Regions from separate parts of the Mus musculus genome. Here region 2 is linked to region 1. A link is a loop called in an ENCODE intact Hi-C map of the cell type or tissue named here. Cell type or tissue: gastrocnemius. All regions are shown on one strand.

Region 1 (8,000 bases):
ATCAAAGAGGAGACAGAAAGATTCATAAGAGCCAGAGGCCAGAGAGGACCAGACCGAAGCAGTATTTTCTAGATTGACAGGACTTCTGTAACTCGTGATCTCACAGCATCTGTGGTTGCATGAACAAAATGAAGCCCGACCACACTCTAGCACGGATGGAGGAGATGCCCATGAACCCCCATCCCTAACTGAGGAGTTATTGACAGGTGATAACTTCTCTTCTGGAGAAGGGAGAGTTGGTTTTCTTTAAGGGTGTGGCTACTGGTTTGACCAGTGGATGCCAGTGGATGGTCCCACACCCAGGGGCATATATTAAATACAAACTGAATGCAGTGGATTATAGGAGAAAGAAAAAAAGGACATGAGGTGGGGAGAGGGTTAGGGAGGAGGGTGGACGCTGCGTCCACAGGCTGAGGCAGGCTGGTCCCTGGGGCTGCCTAGAACTCCGTGGCTCTGAAGAGGCAGGCCACTCCTGGGGCTGTGGGTGATTTTCCACTCTACGGGAGGCCTGGCAGCCTCTTCCTTGGCAGCCTGGCTCGGGCTGCTACCAGGAGGCAGGAGCCAACAGTGCCTAATGTCTCTTCTTCCCCAGCCACAGGAGGGACTGTCCTCTCTGTCACTGCCAAAGAGGCTTCACATGCCAGGACCAGCAGACAGGCCACTCCCGGACGGACGCTGGGGAAGGGGTGCTGACATCTAGGCACTGACCACTCCCAGGACACACGGGGCTGACATCTAGGCACTGACCACTCCCAGGACACATGGGGCTGACATCTAAGCACTGACCACTCCCAGGACACACGGGGACGAAATGCTGCATTCAAACACAACCCTACATCCCAAAGGTCTGCTAGCTTTTTAAATAATTTTCAGATCTGTAAGAGATTTTGACATCTGAACAGGCTCCTGAGAACTCTTTTGCTAAGTAAATCATCGCCCTCAGGCATGTTTTGAGTAAATCCTAATTTATATCGACCGCTTTTAAAGAAACAATCCATACAAGAGGTTCCAGTGGCCAGGGCCACACAGGAGATTTGGAATCCTTGCCTGGGTTGCCTGGCTCTCCCGTGCTAAGAATACCCCTTGCCTCAGCTTGCCCCTCTAAGAAATGTCTAGGTGGGGGCATTCTCAAACGGCTCAGACAGCCACAGCCTGAGCAAACCTAGCCCAACCTGCAGCTGTCTGTGCCGGGTGGAGCTGGGGTTTTCCCTGGCCCTTTCTGGCTGCCCAGTGAGAAGCCAGCTTGAAAGATCTCTTTGTTCTGGTCTCTCCTGATGACCTTTGTGAGCCAAGCTGCCCACTTTTAACAGTATCCAAACAGAGCCTCAAACAAACCCTGGCCCAGAAACGGGCTGCATGAGGAGAAGCCAGGAAGCCGGTTATTGCAACTAAGGTCAGGTCCAACTGGCCAAGAGGCGGGTGGTGGGGGTGTTAGCAGCTCAGCTAGCATAGGACTCCAGGAGGAAGGTGGGACGTAGTAGGACAGCAGTCCCCCTACCCCCACAGCCAGCAGTGCAGCACATTTTCCAAAGCCCTTGACAGTTTTCAGCCTTCAAAATTTCTCATAAGGCTTCATTACCCCAGTTCAAGCAGAACTCCTGATACCCATAATGCTCTGAAGAAATGACTAGTGTGAGCTTGTGATAGTGGCTCACACCTCTAATCCCAGCACTCGGGAGGTAGGGACAAGCAGATCCGTGAGTTCAAGGCCAGCCTGGTCTACAGAGTGAATTCCAGGACAGCCAGGGCTACAGAAATCCTCTCTCTCTCTCTCTCTCTCTCTCTCTCTCTCTCTCTCTTTCTCTCTCTCTCTCTCAAAAAAGAAATTACTATTGTGGGAGAGGCTGCAGCTCCATGGTAGAGCACTTGCCAAGTGTGTAGGGGACCTGCAATTCCTCCTGACACCAGCAAATATACGTAACTAAATAAAATACTCGCACCCCAACCCCTTCTAATAGAAAACTTAAGCCTGGACAATGCCTGTCTTTCTGGGCATCACGTGCCCAAGGCCAATGGCCGACAGACACCCAGCACTTTCAGCTCTGAGTCCCTGGAGAAAGACAACGGCGGTCTTCTCACAAACTCTCACACTTCCCTCTACTGGCCATCTGTGCTCCAGGGCTCCTGGCACTCCGTTTGTTCGCTATGCCATTTACAAAGTGCCTTCTGCACGCTCAGTACCTGGTCAGCTGCACTGTTTGTCATTGGCAGTCATCATGAAGCAAACGAGAGAGGCTGAGGGACTGACTGACTATCGGACTGACTGACTATCGCACCCACGGCCACAGATAAGTAGTCTGCCTCCTGCTGTTCACCTCATTTCCTGGGAACTCGTCAAAAACAAGTGTTTTGCACACAGTAGGTGCTTAATGGTGAGAGTATGATTTGAAATAAAATGATATATTAGTAAGAATTGGTCGTCGAGAGGATACTACATACAACTCTAGTTAGACGTCTCCATTTGAGGGCTGGCACGTCCATGAGGGATCTCTGGTCAAGTACCCAGAATAGTGAGGCCACTGGAGGACAAGGTCGGGTGACGTTCAACCATTATCCAGATGCTCATTTTCACCACAGACCCAAATCACCGGCCTCAAAACCAAAACTTCCACCTTGACAGTCAAGCCGAGCATGAAAGACAGAGGATGTCAGGCAGCACTTCACGCCGTTGGGGAAGTGGGCACAAACAACAGATACAGGCCGTGCCCTCAGAGAGGTCCTCCTGTCCCCCACCCCCACCCCCAAAGCAGACACAGAAAACTGGGAGACAACACAAGCTTTGCTAGTGAGCCTTCCAGGTTGAACCCAGTGAGAACAACTTGTACCCCTCCCCCAGGCCTGCAGACACAAACACGCACGTGGCCGCTAAAAGCAAGACCACCGCTGATAACCTAAAGTGCACTTCGCCTTCAGAGTTTACTCCCGGCAGACAAGTTAGGGCAACTTGGGAGAATGGGGTTGATTTATTGATTGACTGATTCATTGATTACAGGGCTAAAGGAGCCACCTAGGCAGGGGCAGCAGCGAGGCGACCCCCTTGGAAAGCACCTGTTCTCTTGTTTGGGGTGCAGTGTGAAATACCTGTTGCCTTAGGGATTAAAGCAATGCATGATAAAATACACAGACCACCTGGCTCAAACGCACCTCGACCTAAGCAGAAAATGGGTTCTGCCAGCTCTAGGCAGAAAGAAGGGGAACAACCCAGAGAAGAAACCGTCCCCGTGCCTGTGATGGGTTTTGGGGCAGAGTTGTTCCTGTTCCTGTTTTTGGCAGGTGCCTGAGGGAGGGCTCTCAGGCCTGCTGTGGTCAGAGACAGGGCTGCCAGCTTCCCCAGCTCAGGTCGTGAGCCTTACCCTCCTCCCAGTCCTCTGCCTAACCCCTGGAGCTGCTCCCTGCAGGCCCAGGTTTCTTCCTGGGGCTCCTCTACAGGCAGGACTCTAGGTCCAGTTGGCTACCAAAGCCCTCCTCCAGCATTCAGTAGGTGCCCCCTCCCGGAGGCTCAGGTACCAAAGAACCGCCTGGGGCCGGACTCCAATTGGAATCCATGACTGCCCTCTCGTGGCTCCGAGGGGAAGTGAAGCTGCAGGCTCTCTGGCCCCCATCCTGTTCATGGGATGTTTTTTTCTGCTCAGGCTTTCTAGTTGAGCTCCGTTAGGAAGCACTATTACCATAACACAAAAGACAGGACCATCTGGAGGGAATCAGCTGCTAAATCAACAGGGCAAGGCCCCTGGAAAAAGTGAATGTCACTCAGACATATGAGTAATCGGGCACCAGACTTGGCCAGCATGAAAGGGGCGGAGGTTTCTGGAAGATCAGAATATGAGAGAAGCTGTGGGGATCAAGTGAATGCCACCTCTTGTGCACAGGGACAAGACCCGACTAAGCAGGGGGCAGCAAAGGCAGGGGGGTAGGTGAGTGCTCTGTGAGACCAATAGGCGCCCCTCCTTGGTTTAGCTCCACCCCATTCTCAGCAGAGGCTCCACCCCTGGACTCAGACTCCACCCCCAGGACTCAGGCTCCACCCCCAAGACTCCTACAGGAACCTTCTTCTACACAGCAGCACCTCCCAGCTCCAACCCTACACCCCTCAGCCACCTCTGGAGTCCACCCCATCCCAGGCAGCAGCCCACTCCCTGACTCTCTGGCCCCGCCTGAACCTGTTCACAGGTCCAGCCACAGAGCAAGGGTACACAGGGGGTCCTGGGGCTCTTAGGGAGTGAGCTGCTGGGTGATGTCAGGGCTGGTGTGGAAAGTTCCCACACCGAGGGGCTTTCTCTTGCTCTCCCAGAGACTCCGAGAACTCAGATGTTCAGGGCCATAACCAATGCAGCTACCCCTCTACCCTAGAATGTCTTCCCTTTAGGCTAAGACGATGGGTCTCCCCTGGAGGCTGCCTGCTTCCCACCTCAGCATCCACCCGTGCCCGTGGATGTATTTTTGGTTGTTGTCATTCTTGGCGGGGTGCTTCTGGCATCTAGTGGGTTAAAGGCCAGAGATGTTGACGAAACCTACCACGGCCAAGACAGTCTCCCAAACCAAAATAGTTTTAAAAGAAACTTTGGGCTAAGGAGACTAAACACATTTGTTTAAGAACAATATTAGAGCCTGTGATTCCCCAAGGAGTATACAGCTTTGGCCAAAGGACAATAATATATAATTACTCAGGTCGCTAACGCAGACCAGTTGTGGGCAGCTATATGTAATCACAGGATTATATAGTGAGCAAAACGTTAGGTGGAGGGAGGGCTTGGATGGACTCAGGTCCACGCCAGCTTCCAAGGCTCTGCATGCTTTCTAATGGCCTCGACTTCAGACCGATTCCTTTCTTCCTCTTCTCCTTAGTAAGACGAGGAATGTATATGTTCCTCCTTCCCAGAAGCGCACAGAAGGCAACACCCTCTCTGCCTGTCACACAGAGTTAACAGCTGCTGCTAGTGTGAGAAACGATTGTAGCCCAGGTGGGTCCAGAGCGCCGCAGCTTCCACTCCAAGGAAGTCTGTGCTGGTCTGCCAGCACAAGAAGCCAGGGCTGATCTGCAGGGGGCCACAGGGAACTGACAGAGGCAGAGTGACTGCCATGAGTCCTGGTGACAGAGGCAGAGTGACTGCCACGAGTCCCCGGGACACGAGTCCCCGGGACTTCTACTCACTTCCAGGCTGTTTACTTGACAAGAAATGACGATTCATTTCCATTCCTCTTTATGAGCCGTGGTTAGGGTGGAGCCAGTCTCTTGGCTTCTGGGAATGAACTGTGTGCTTCAGGGGCAAAAGGGATGAAGGGAGGGGAGCCAGCCCAGTCACACAGAACAAAAAAGCATCAGAACTGACCTGCCCTTTCAGAGGAAGTGTGGACTAGTTAACGCCTCTACCCCTGGGGGGGGTACCCTGTAGACCCACTCTCACTCACATTTTCTTGCTTGAGTATGCGGAATGCAGTCGAAGAAAACAGGGATCTGGTGTACATGAGGGAGGAGGGAGGAGGGAGGAGGGAGGATCTACAGCCAGATCCACCCTCAGAACACATGACTGAGTTACAGAAAGGAACCAAGTTAATGCCCCGAAGATCCATTCACAGGCGCTGGATACCAAACCAGGGCACAGTCTTTTCCACACTCCTCAGGTGGCCAGGCTGCCTTTCCACACCCCAAACCTCAGAGAGGGGTGAGGCTGAAGGGCACTCACACCTAGACCAGAGGCTTGGTGGGTGGGGTTCAAGTTCCTGTCCCTCAGCGGTGAAGTGGGGCCACACGACCTTCTTCAGAGGAGAATCTACAAAGTACATAGTCCAGTCTGGCAGTCAACAGATCCTGATAATCAGCTGCTCTCTCTCCGTCCCTCCTGGCTGTCCTTCATGTTTTAACTTCTATACTGGCAGAGTGGAAGTGAGGAAAGGAGAGTGGGAGAGAGGAGAGGGTATCATGGTGTGGGGGGTGGGGGGGAGGGCGGTAACAGCACCACTTCCCACCAAAGATTAGGTCCATTTATTCCCTGTCACTGGCCTCTCACAGTCCCTGGATGTGACAAGGAGTAGAGCCAGCGAGTAAAGGAACTCACTGGGGTCACAGAGCTGCCTTTGACTCCAGTCCCTTCGTGACTGACTTTCCTCATCAGGAGCCTGGCCACAGCGTCAGCCAAGCGTGAACAGGCTCTGGGAAGCCGGCCGGCCGGCGCTAAGCCCCAGGCACTTGGAGGGCTGGGTAAGGCATAGGAACAGGACAGACCGTGATCAGTGCAGTCAGAGGGCCAGGGCTGTAGTGGCACACACCTGTAATGTCAGCACTCTGAACATGCAGATGGAAAGATTGAGAGTTCAAGACCACCCTCGGCTGCGTAGAGTTCAAAAAGGAATGGCAGCTCCACGTACCACTCAGATAGACCCACAGGCGGGATCTTAGCTCCAGCCAGGACAAGCTACTTTTGTATTCTGTGCCTGCCTCCGTTTCCCATCAGAGAGGTCGAGAGGCTAAGTAAGGTCTACCTCAGAGACCTGTTGGAACACTAAACTATGCAAGCAGAGCACTTCACAAATGCCTGCTGGAACTCTAGCATGGACTTAAGTAACACCAATTGTTCTAAAGACTATGTACTAAATGAATGGCTGGGGAGAGGGTATTCATTACAACTGTCCCTGCCTACAGACTTGATTGCACAGGGATCCATTTATCAAGTCCTCCCTTTCGTCTGTGTCCTGCTAACTGTCCTGTTGACGCCTAAGCTCTACATAAAGTATAGATGGGAATAAAGATGGGTGTCGTGGTACACCCCTTCAATCCCAGCACTCAAGAGGCAGAGGCAGGAAAAGGATCTCTTTGAGTTTGAGGCCAGCCTGGTCTACCTAGAGAGTGCCAGGACAGCCTGAGCTACAGAGTGTGGCTCTGTCTTGAAACCCCTCCACCACCTCAAAAACAACAACAAAAAAGGAAATACTGGTTTTCTTTAAGGTCTCCAATTACTCAGATCTGCAGAAAGACAATTTATGAATGAATGAATGAATGAATGAATGAGTGAGTGAGTGTGGCTGTTCTAATGACAGCTTTATTTAGATGCAGGCTGTAGCCAATCTGCTGTGGAGGTTCACACTGGGCTTCCTTCATAAGGGGCTGACAGCCTTAAACAAATGACCCCTGACCTTTCCTCAAGGCTCCAAGGCAGGGAACTGCCAGAGGTGTGGTGGGTGTGGGAGGAATGTCAGCATCTGAGTCAAGGAAGGCCAGGACAATGGCGGACCCAAGCTACAGTCTCTAGGCAGTAAAAAGAGGAACCCAATGTCTACACCACTGTCTCTGATGACCAGCAACTGAAGAAGCACTAATAACAACAACAACAACAACAACAACAACAACAACAGATGTGGAGGAGGGTTGGTACAGTTCGGCCTCTCAGTGTCTGTGTGCTCTGGGGCCCCTCCATAGCTACAGGTGGTCTGGGGAGCTGAGGGCTGTGGACAGCCCCACCCTGAGCAGAGAGCTGCCTGGGCTTTCTGGGCCTTCAGATCCACATGTCTAAGTCAAATGGGGACCCCAGCACTCCTAGCTTTGTACTTAAGAGCCTAAGATAAGAAAAATTAAAGGTATAGAACTTTTATCCAGGCTAGCAGCCTATCCAACCATGAACTGCATTAAAAAAAAATACTAAAGGGGCTGGAGAGATGGTTCAGTGGTTAAGAGCACTGACTGCTCTTCTAGAGGTCCTGAGTTCAAATCCCAGCCACCACATGACTCAGTTGTGACTCACAACTATCTATAGTGAGATCTGACACCCTCTTCTGGTGTGTCTGAAGGCAGCTACAGTGTACTTATAGATAATAAATAAATAAATCTTTTAAAAAATACTAAAAGTAGCTGACAGTGCTCCTGGTTTTGATGTTCCAAGCAGTCATGACAGCAGCATCCTGGCAGTGACAGGTGCTCATTTAATGGTTTAATACCCACCGTGCCGCAAGGCAGACATGGTCCTGGCGCTGCCTGCTGGTTCACAAGTGGAGGCACGGATTTAGAG
Region 2 (8,000 bases), 130 kb before region 1:
CAGGGTTGGAGAATTCTCTGTTCTTTCCTCAGTCTACTTTCCAAGGGATGCACATTTGCTCTGAAGATAATGGATGCTAGCGGAGGTAATGACCACACCTCCCATCCCTTTGTCCTTTCTCACAGGGCTGAAACCACCCCTTTCCCCCTCCCACCTCTACCCACATCCCCATGTGCTATGATTTGGATGTGCCCTCTAAACACTTACATGTGGACACTTAACCCCCAAATCCATGTTACTGGAAATTGGAGGCAGGTCTTCAGGAAGTAGTGTTAGATCAGGTCAGGATGCCTTTAGTGGCTGTATAAGAAGATACAAACTAGTGTGTTGGGTCTGCATCACCCGGTGAAGCCCTCCACCATGTGATGACGACGCCAGAAGGTTCATATACCACACCAAGTGCTAGAACCGTGTTCTTGGACTCCCAGGTCTGGAACTGAGAGATGAACTTGCATTCCTTGTAATTTACTTAATCTGACCTATCTGCTGTATCAACACGCGTGCCTGTGCATGTGTGCGAGTGCCTGTGCGTGTGCATGTGTGTGTGTGTACTCTTGCACACATATGAGTATCTGTGCTTGCAGAGGCCAGAAGAGGACATTGGCTTCTCTGTAGTTGGAGTTGCATACAGCTGCCCAACGTGGGTGCTGAGAACTAAACTCTAGTCCTCTGAAAGAAGAGCTAGATAGAGCTCGTGATTGTTGAGCCATCTCTCCAGCCCTGGATTGACTCCTAAGTATTCTATAACAGCTCATGTGTGGCAGGCATGGTATTCAAGGCTACACTCTTCAGTGTGGGACCTTTGGAGGTGATTGGATCACGATGGCTCTGACTTCATGAATAGATTGATTCCTCCGTGGCCTCATGGATTAATGAGTTGGGGAGGTGGGGAGAGGCTTGGTTATAACATTAAGTTCTCTAAGAGCTTTGCTCTTTCCCCTGACGTTTCCAGGATGCTTTCCTCCACACAGGCCTGGAAGTGACAGAGACAAGTGAGTGTCAGCCCCAGCTGCAGCTGCCATGGTGCTTTCTTGAATCGAGGTGTTTCGTCACAGTGATGGAAAGCTAACTGTCGCCTCATCTTAGTCCTGCTTTGCCTCATTAAAGGAAAAACAGCGTAACCTTCTCAGCCAGGGCGACGAGTCTGAACCGTGGAAGAAGATGGCTTCCGTCCTACCTCCCCAATTCCATTCTAGATCATAGAAGAGAAATTGACTCATTGCATAGGATCAATGCCCTGGAAAAAGTAGGACTTAATTTTTTCAATTTGTTCAGAAACCCATAGACTATATTCAAGAATGGTGTTATGTGATGTTCTGTTTGCTTGTTTCACTGCTAACTAGCAAAACTGGGTAAAAGAGAGAGAAGCTCCGGAAAGGAAGCTATCCAGAGATAAGGCGGTATTATCTCAATTCAGAAAATGAGGAAGAAGCAGCGATGGGGAAGAACTTGCTTGTTTTTTTTCTTTCCCCCAAGATGGACAAAGGTAGAGAACTCTAAGATCTCACCGTGGGAACCAGACAGAAGAAAAAAAAAGATATTTCCAAGGCTCTGATACACAGTCTTCGCTGACTTTGCGTTTCACTGACAACTGCCAGGGTTAGGCGGAGATCTCTGTCATATTTCGGAAGACAAGTGCTCTATAAATAAATTGACTTGGAACAGTCTCAAATACACATAAACCGCAATGGCTTTAAATGTAACCCTTGACTTTTCTTTGTCTTCTTAAGAGGTCAACAAGGAAGATTATGCAAGAAAGGCGTTACCAAAACCCAACCTACGAAACCTGGAAGAGCTTTCCTATATTCTCTATTTAAAAAAAAAATATATTTCTATATACTTGTTAGCAAGCACTACCGCGTCTCTCTAGGCACGAGTCAGTGCGTACTTATCATACATTCTGCACCAATCCTCTTAAAAATTCCTTCCCTTGAAGAGGTGATTATTCATTTTGTCATTCAATTTCCCACCATTAAAAATTTCATATGTAAAATCACCGCATGCTAATGGGGTACTGTGTAAGGAGAGAATATTTTTACTGAGTCAGCGGAAAGACAAAAAAAAAAATTAGTAGGTCTTCCATCTGAAGATCTGAGGAGGAGTCACAGACAAATTTCTGAGGTATATCTTGGAAAAACTTTGAATTTACCAGAATGTAGTGCACTGGAACGGAACGGTGGCGTCAGATTCTTGGCTGGAGGTGCCCATTTTAAAGTAATATTCCCAAATAATGATATTTATCTCATTTGTGGGGTAAGGTTAATTAGCTCTCCTCCCTTTCAGTATTATCAGGGCACCACATTGGCAAGGATAATAGAAACAGAAATCTGAGGTTTGGTTTGGTTTGGTATTCCCATCGAGTGGGCATTCGTTCGAAAGGGTGTCAGCTTTGTTAGTGCTAATTAGAAGGCCGCTTAATGTCTGGTTTCCATGACTGAAAGAGGGCCCAGCTCTGGCTTCATTAAAAGATATGTTTAAAGGTGTGAGGGATGTCTAACTTAGGTAAAGGAGGTTAAAATGGACTCTCCGAGTGGGTGCATATAGCTGTTAGCACCGAAATGTTCTTGCTGAACGGGGAAACTATCCTGAAGGCAGGCTTCTTTCTGAAGTTGAGGTTTCATCTTGCCTTGCTTTTTACAAAGTGATTGCTCTCCACGGTTTGAGGGTTTGCATGGTGGTGCTTTTTCAACTGGGAAGTTCTTTCTGCCTTCGCCATCTTCCTAATTCTCTCTGGGCCGTGGCTGTTCCATCAATCTTCTCTGGGCACTGTATTTTGAGGATGGAATCCTTATTTTCCTCTCTAACCCCCATCATCCTTTTCTGGTTGTCTACTTTGGGCTTCTAATTTCAGAGGGGCTCCTTGGGGAGACCGACAGCACACACTCTCGGATACAGTGGGTTTGAGTAGCTTTCTGATAAATTACTGCTAGGAAAGAGAAGCGAAGGGTAGGCATAAACGGAAGCCCCTTTTTTGATTAGCTTGTCAGCTGAGCTGCATGGGTTCGGCACCGTGTAATGAAAAACGACCGGCCTCCCTATGCAGCAACGCTGAGAAGCTGGGCGCGCTGGGTGGGTGTTTACTGGGGGGGGGGGGTGTCCTTCAGTTTTATTTATTTTTTGTTTTGGCCCGTGTTGTTTTTGTCAGCAGCACCTCCATACGGGGCGGGAAGGTGAGTGTGTGCGTGTGTCTGTGGCAGGCAGGACGGGTGGAAGAAGGTCCTCCAGCCGAGCGCAGAGAGAGCCACGCTGCCGCCTGGCGCAGTTGCCAGGACAGCGCGGCGCGAGCAAGCAACGGCAGAAGCCGCAACCGCGTTCCGGCTGCGAGAGAAAGTGACGCATTGCAGGTACAAATCAGCCAATCAGCAGCAAGCTCAACGAGGTTCGCCTGGTCGACCGCCACCGCGGTGCTCCTCCGCGCCGCAAAGTAGCTCCTGCCAGGCGCGGTTCCCCCGGCCTTTTAACGGCTTGCCTGGGAGTGGAACCCACTTACGTCATCCGTCCCCCTGCTCCCCTTTCTCTCTTGCGTGTCTGCCCAGTGACTGCGGAGAAAGGGGGTCTCCCGGAGAGTTGGGGGGGGGGAGGGGGCGGGGGCTGGCCGGGACTCGTTCGCTAGGTTCCGTTATCTGGATGAGGCGGAGGGATCTGGCGGAGGGAGGCGGAGGGAGGTGTTTATGAGGAGCTGGGGGCGGAGGAGGAGAATTAGTCCGAGTGGAGCGAGCGAGTCGAGCGGTTGTCTGGTCGCGTCTCGGAAACCCGTAGCCCTTGCAGCATGGTGAGTGCGTAGCTGAGCGGCCGGCGCCCCGCGGGTCGGGGAAAGATGCTGAAGCGGATTGACTAAAGAGGGGACCTCCCCTCTCAGAACTGTCCTCGCCAGAGGGACGGCACCAAAAAAAAAAAAAAAAAAAAGCCAGGAGGCCCCCCGCGACACTTGTGTCGCAGGTGTCCCCCACCCCTGTCCTCTTGGGTTCCCTTTTAGATGAGTCGGGGGACCGCTGCGGGGCTTGGCCGGGGGAGGATGGATCTGGGGTGCGGGGCCGTGGGCTCGGTCGAGAGAGCAGAGCAGGAGGGGCTGCGGCCGAGGCGGCGCCAAAGGTCAGCCCCGGGGGCCGGATTCAAACCGCCAACGGCCACCGCCGAGCGAGCGCGGGCGCCAGGAAGCGCCTTTGTCCGCCCGGCCGCCATGCGCGGGGGGTGGGGTGGGGAGGAGCGCGGGGCCCCGAGGCGAGCGGGCGCCGTTAGCCCGCATCCCCGCGAGGCCGGGCCGGGCCGGGCCGGGGGCGCGCCCCGTGGGTCCAGCCCGTGCGGGGACCCCCGCCGCGGGGGTCGGGTGGGGTGAGCGCGCGGGGCCCCGAGCCGCCGCCCTACGCGGCTCGGCTCGGCTCGCGCCCCAGCTGCTGCGCTGGCACCTGCAGGACTGCGGAGGTCTGGGCGGCCCGCGGCGCTGCGGGGATGGGCGGGGGAGGGGACCCCAGCAGTCCCCCCTCCCCCTCCGCGCAGGGCTGCTGCTGCTGCTGCTTGTTCACTCCATCTGGTGCTGGCTTCCGCTACCCAGACTGGATGATTAATTTTTTTTTCTTTTTTTAAATCGTTGAAGAATACAAGCTTTTGCTGGAAGTCGGGCGCTTTCTCAAAAAAAAAAAAAATAGAGCTCGTAAAGGGAAAGCAACCGACCTCAGTTAGGGTCTCAAAGGCGTTTTTCGGCCCCCATGAGCTAGTGGAAGTAGCAATTAAGGGGCGGGTCGCTAAATTCTTGAGTGCTCAGGTGCACTCCTGTTCACCTCTACCACACGCAGAGTTCCTTGAAAACGACTTGCGTTTCAGAGTGGAAGTTGCCATCTGATCTTAGTTCTTACGGACAGTTCACCTATGCAATAATGGCCGTCAGTAACTGTACACTTAAAGAGTGTAAAAGAGAGCAGGAGATTTTAGAAAGAGCTTTGAAAAATAAGTCCCTCTTCGTGTTTTCTGTTTTAAAAAAATTAATGAGGACGATAATTTGCAATACTTATTTTACTCCCTTGCCAAATGGTTACAGCAATGGGTGTGTCCAGGAGGCAAGGTGACATCTTAAACAGTAGTTGGGAATCCCTGCCAACTGAAACCTCCAGCCTGCTTGGGTGTGGGGAGTGTTCACCTTGAGAGAGCTAGCCTTCATTTAACTTTGGTGAATTCTTTTTGATATATATTTTTTAACTAATGAATTTTAATATGCTGACTGAATTTGTTCTTTGTAAGGGGAAACACGATGTAAATTATAGGCAGTAATTGACACTCCAAGTTGTATAGTAACTTATTATTTTTTTAGTTAGCATAGGATTTAAATCTTTACTGGAAAATTAGAATTTATATCTTAACAGTGGTTCTCCCCAGTAAGTTTTATATTTAAATGTATCGTTGCTACATCGACAACTATTCTAGTAACTTCATAATATTTAAGACTTTAGATTCTGAGGACTTCGTTAAAGAGAAAAAAATTGTTCTGTTAGGTACCTATGTATATAGAACTGATTACAAAGCCCTTGGATTTGCATGCAGTCATTGTATTTTTATTGGGATGTCATGTATTGAAAGGAATGTGCTGTTGATGGCTGGGTGACACAGGATGTAAACAGTAGAAAATGTCTCGAGTGTGTCTAAGTCAGTCCATTAAGCTGAAGGTTTTTATTAGGCTCAAAGATAGGGATTTGCTTTGGCTGCATTATAACATAGAAACTTGTAGCTAAGCTAGAGTTGAGACTTTCAGTCAAGGCCCTGATTTCGATGAAGTTTTGTTCTCCCCTGGTTTCTTTTTTGCCTCAGATGCTTTTATAGGAAGGGTGCCATTCTGTCAGAATAAAGACCTCCTTTTTCCTACAGAAATAACTTCTATTGGTTTTGCTATAATTGTAGAAGAGATGATAGATGAAGCCTCGATGAACAGGATGAAGATGTGTTTGTGTTCACTGAAGCCATGGAGTCATACATTTATTCACATACGCTAGATTTTTTTAAAAAATCACTTTTCAGCCATTTGAGTGCTCGTGTAATGCATTCAGTTCAGCTGACTCTGTAATGCAGGTTAGTTTCTAAATGAAGATCAACAGTGGTAACCCAAAGTGCAGGATGTGGTTCAGTAGGTTGGGATGGAGCCTGAAAGCATACTGGAAGCCTCTGGAATGAGGGTCAGACCATCACAGCAAGCCTTGAAGAATGGAGAGAGCGAAGAACTAGTCATCTCTCTGGTGACTTGGTCTTCCCCTTAGTGTGATAAACACATGTTAATGAGCTTGTATTTTCCCAAAAGTATAATTGTGGTTCTAAGAAAATGGCACTCTCCATAGACAGAAAAAGTAGTTGAAAATACTGAGTGCCAGGAAGTCTTTGCTTTTGATTTTTAGGAGTTTTTATTCTAGAACTTATTGGTAAAGTTTATTTTAAAAACTTAAACTCGGAGCTAGAGAGATAGCTTAAGGGTTAGGAGCACTGATGCTCTTCTTGAGGACCTGGGTTCAATTCTCAGCACTCACATGGTAGCTCACAACCATCTGTAACTCCAGTTCCAGGGGTCCTAACACAGACATGCTTGTAGGCAGAATACTAGATGCACATAAAATAAAATGTAGAAAAACTCCTTAAACTCAAGAAAGAACTTTTCACGAAGCCTTGGAAGCAAAAGTTGAAAGGTTTTCAAGTTATCTGGGAAACGAGTTTTGTGTGCCTGGTTCATTCCTTGAAGGTGATTTGTGTGCACTGTTTTAAGATTTATTTACTTATTTATTTATGTAATTATTGTTAGTGCCTTGTCTCCCTGAGACCTTATCTTTTATGTATACACCTATAAGACACTTCCATCAGTCTTTGACCCAACCTATTGCAACTGAAATCTGTGGAGTCACTGGCTGAGTTCCTGCTCTTAAGACATAACGTGCATTCCTTCCGATTTCCACCCTACAGTTAAGCTTGGCATCTTTTAAGGCTCAGGGTGATCTCAGTTGATGCTCTTCATGCCTTTTGTTTGTGTGTGTGAGTAAATTTTCTTTGCTTAGAGTTACTGCGAAGGAAGCATGGTGCGCTGTAAGGCTTGGTATTTGTGTTTTCACCTTCTGTATGGGAACTGAGCTGCTCGGTTAATATACATTGTAGGTAATCATTAGCTGCATGGTTGGTGGTGTAGGTGAAGTTATCTATGAAAGGTTGTGTAATATGTCCCAGGTTGCACAGCTTATAAAACCAGGGTGTTGAGAGATGGGTATTTAGAGAGGTGGTAAAAGACACCGAACATAACTGGCATTTCAATTTTAAGTCTAACTAAACTTCTTGGCTTTTTCCCTTTTTTCTTCCCTTAGTACTATTAAGGAGAAATAAGTTTAATTTATATTGTAATTAAATTGGATATTGCTTTTTTAAATTAAGATCTTGCTGTGTTGCCCAGACTGGCCTCCAACTAATGACCACACTGCCATGGATCAAATCGAGTTGTTGAGGAGGGAAGTTACCTTTTGGTTCCTCTTCAGATTCTATGCTGTGCTCTAGAGAAATTCATGAGGCCATTCCTAAAACGGTACAACCCTTCCCTCCCAAAAAAAGGGAGTCTAATTGAAAAGGAAGCTGGTTTTATTGGATATATTTTTGTGTATAAATTATAAGTTTTTTGAAAGTTTTATATAATTCTGAGTTATTTGACATAATCTCGGAGTCAAGTTTGCTTGGCTCTATAGTTGTGTCCACATTCTGCCTACCCATTGTGTTCCAGGCTCACTAGACTGAATGCAGCTCATAGCACACCATGAACCTTGAACCTGTAACTGCTAGTCTACATACTTATAAGTCATTAATCCACCTTTTTGAACTCTTTGTAGGCTGACCAACTGACTGAAGAGCAGATTGCAGGTAAGAAATATCCTGCTGGATTATATCCATTGTGATTTGTTATAAATTGGATAACAAACTCAAGATCATTAAATGAAATGCCTTTGATTATGTCATGAATGGTGACAAGTTGAATGTAGCATAAATACAGT

The links. Peaks named below come from ENCODE experiments on the same cell type or tissue, not always from the same donor. Only the 100,000 strongest peaks of a DNase experiment are listed, where the experiment ranks them.
Region 2: it touches region 1 in a loop (5-fold over the local background); 14 of 42 quality-filtered maps call a loop at or near these places.

What each region holds. Positions count from the first base shown.
Region 1 is chr17:87,310,714-87,318,713 of GRCm38, reverse strand. All of the region lies in intron 5 of Ttc7 (tetratricopeptide repeat domain 7), which reads right to left. Among named protein-coding and RNA genes, the nearest start is that of Gm52284, 7.7 kb to the right of the region's middle. In gastrocnemius, CTCF peaks have their summits at 2,116 (motif pointing left) and 3,556 (motif pointing left); DNase peaks (open chromatin) are centred at 3,539, 3,931, 5,025, 6,162 and 2 more places; H3K4me3 peaks cover 2,118 bases; H3K27ac peaks cover 6,522 bases.
Region 2 is chr17:87,442,565-87,450,564 of GRCm38, reverse strand. Calm2 (calmodulin 2) reads left to right here and starts at 3,630. Exons shown (of 6, transcript NM_007589.5): 1 at 3,630-3,772; 2 at 7,839-7,869. The coding sequence starts at 3,770. In gastrocnemius, a CTCF peak has its summit at 3,256; DNase peaks (open chromatin) are centred at 3,654, 4,151, 4,431, 5,077 and 1 more place; H3K4me3 peaks cover 5,398 bases; H3K27ac peaks cover 5,254 bases.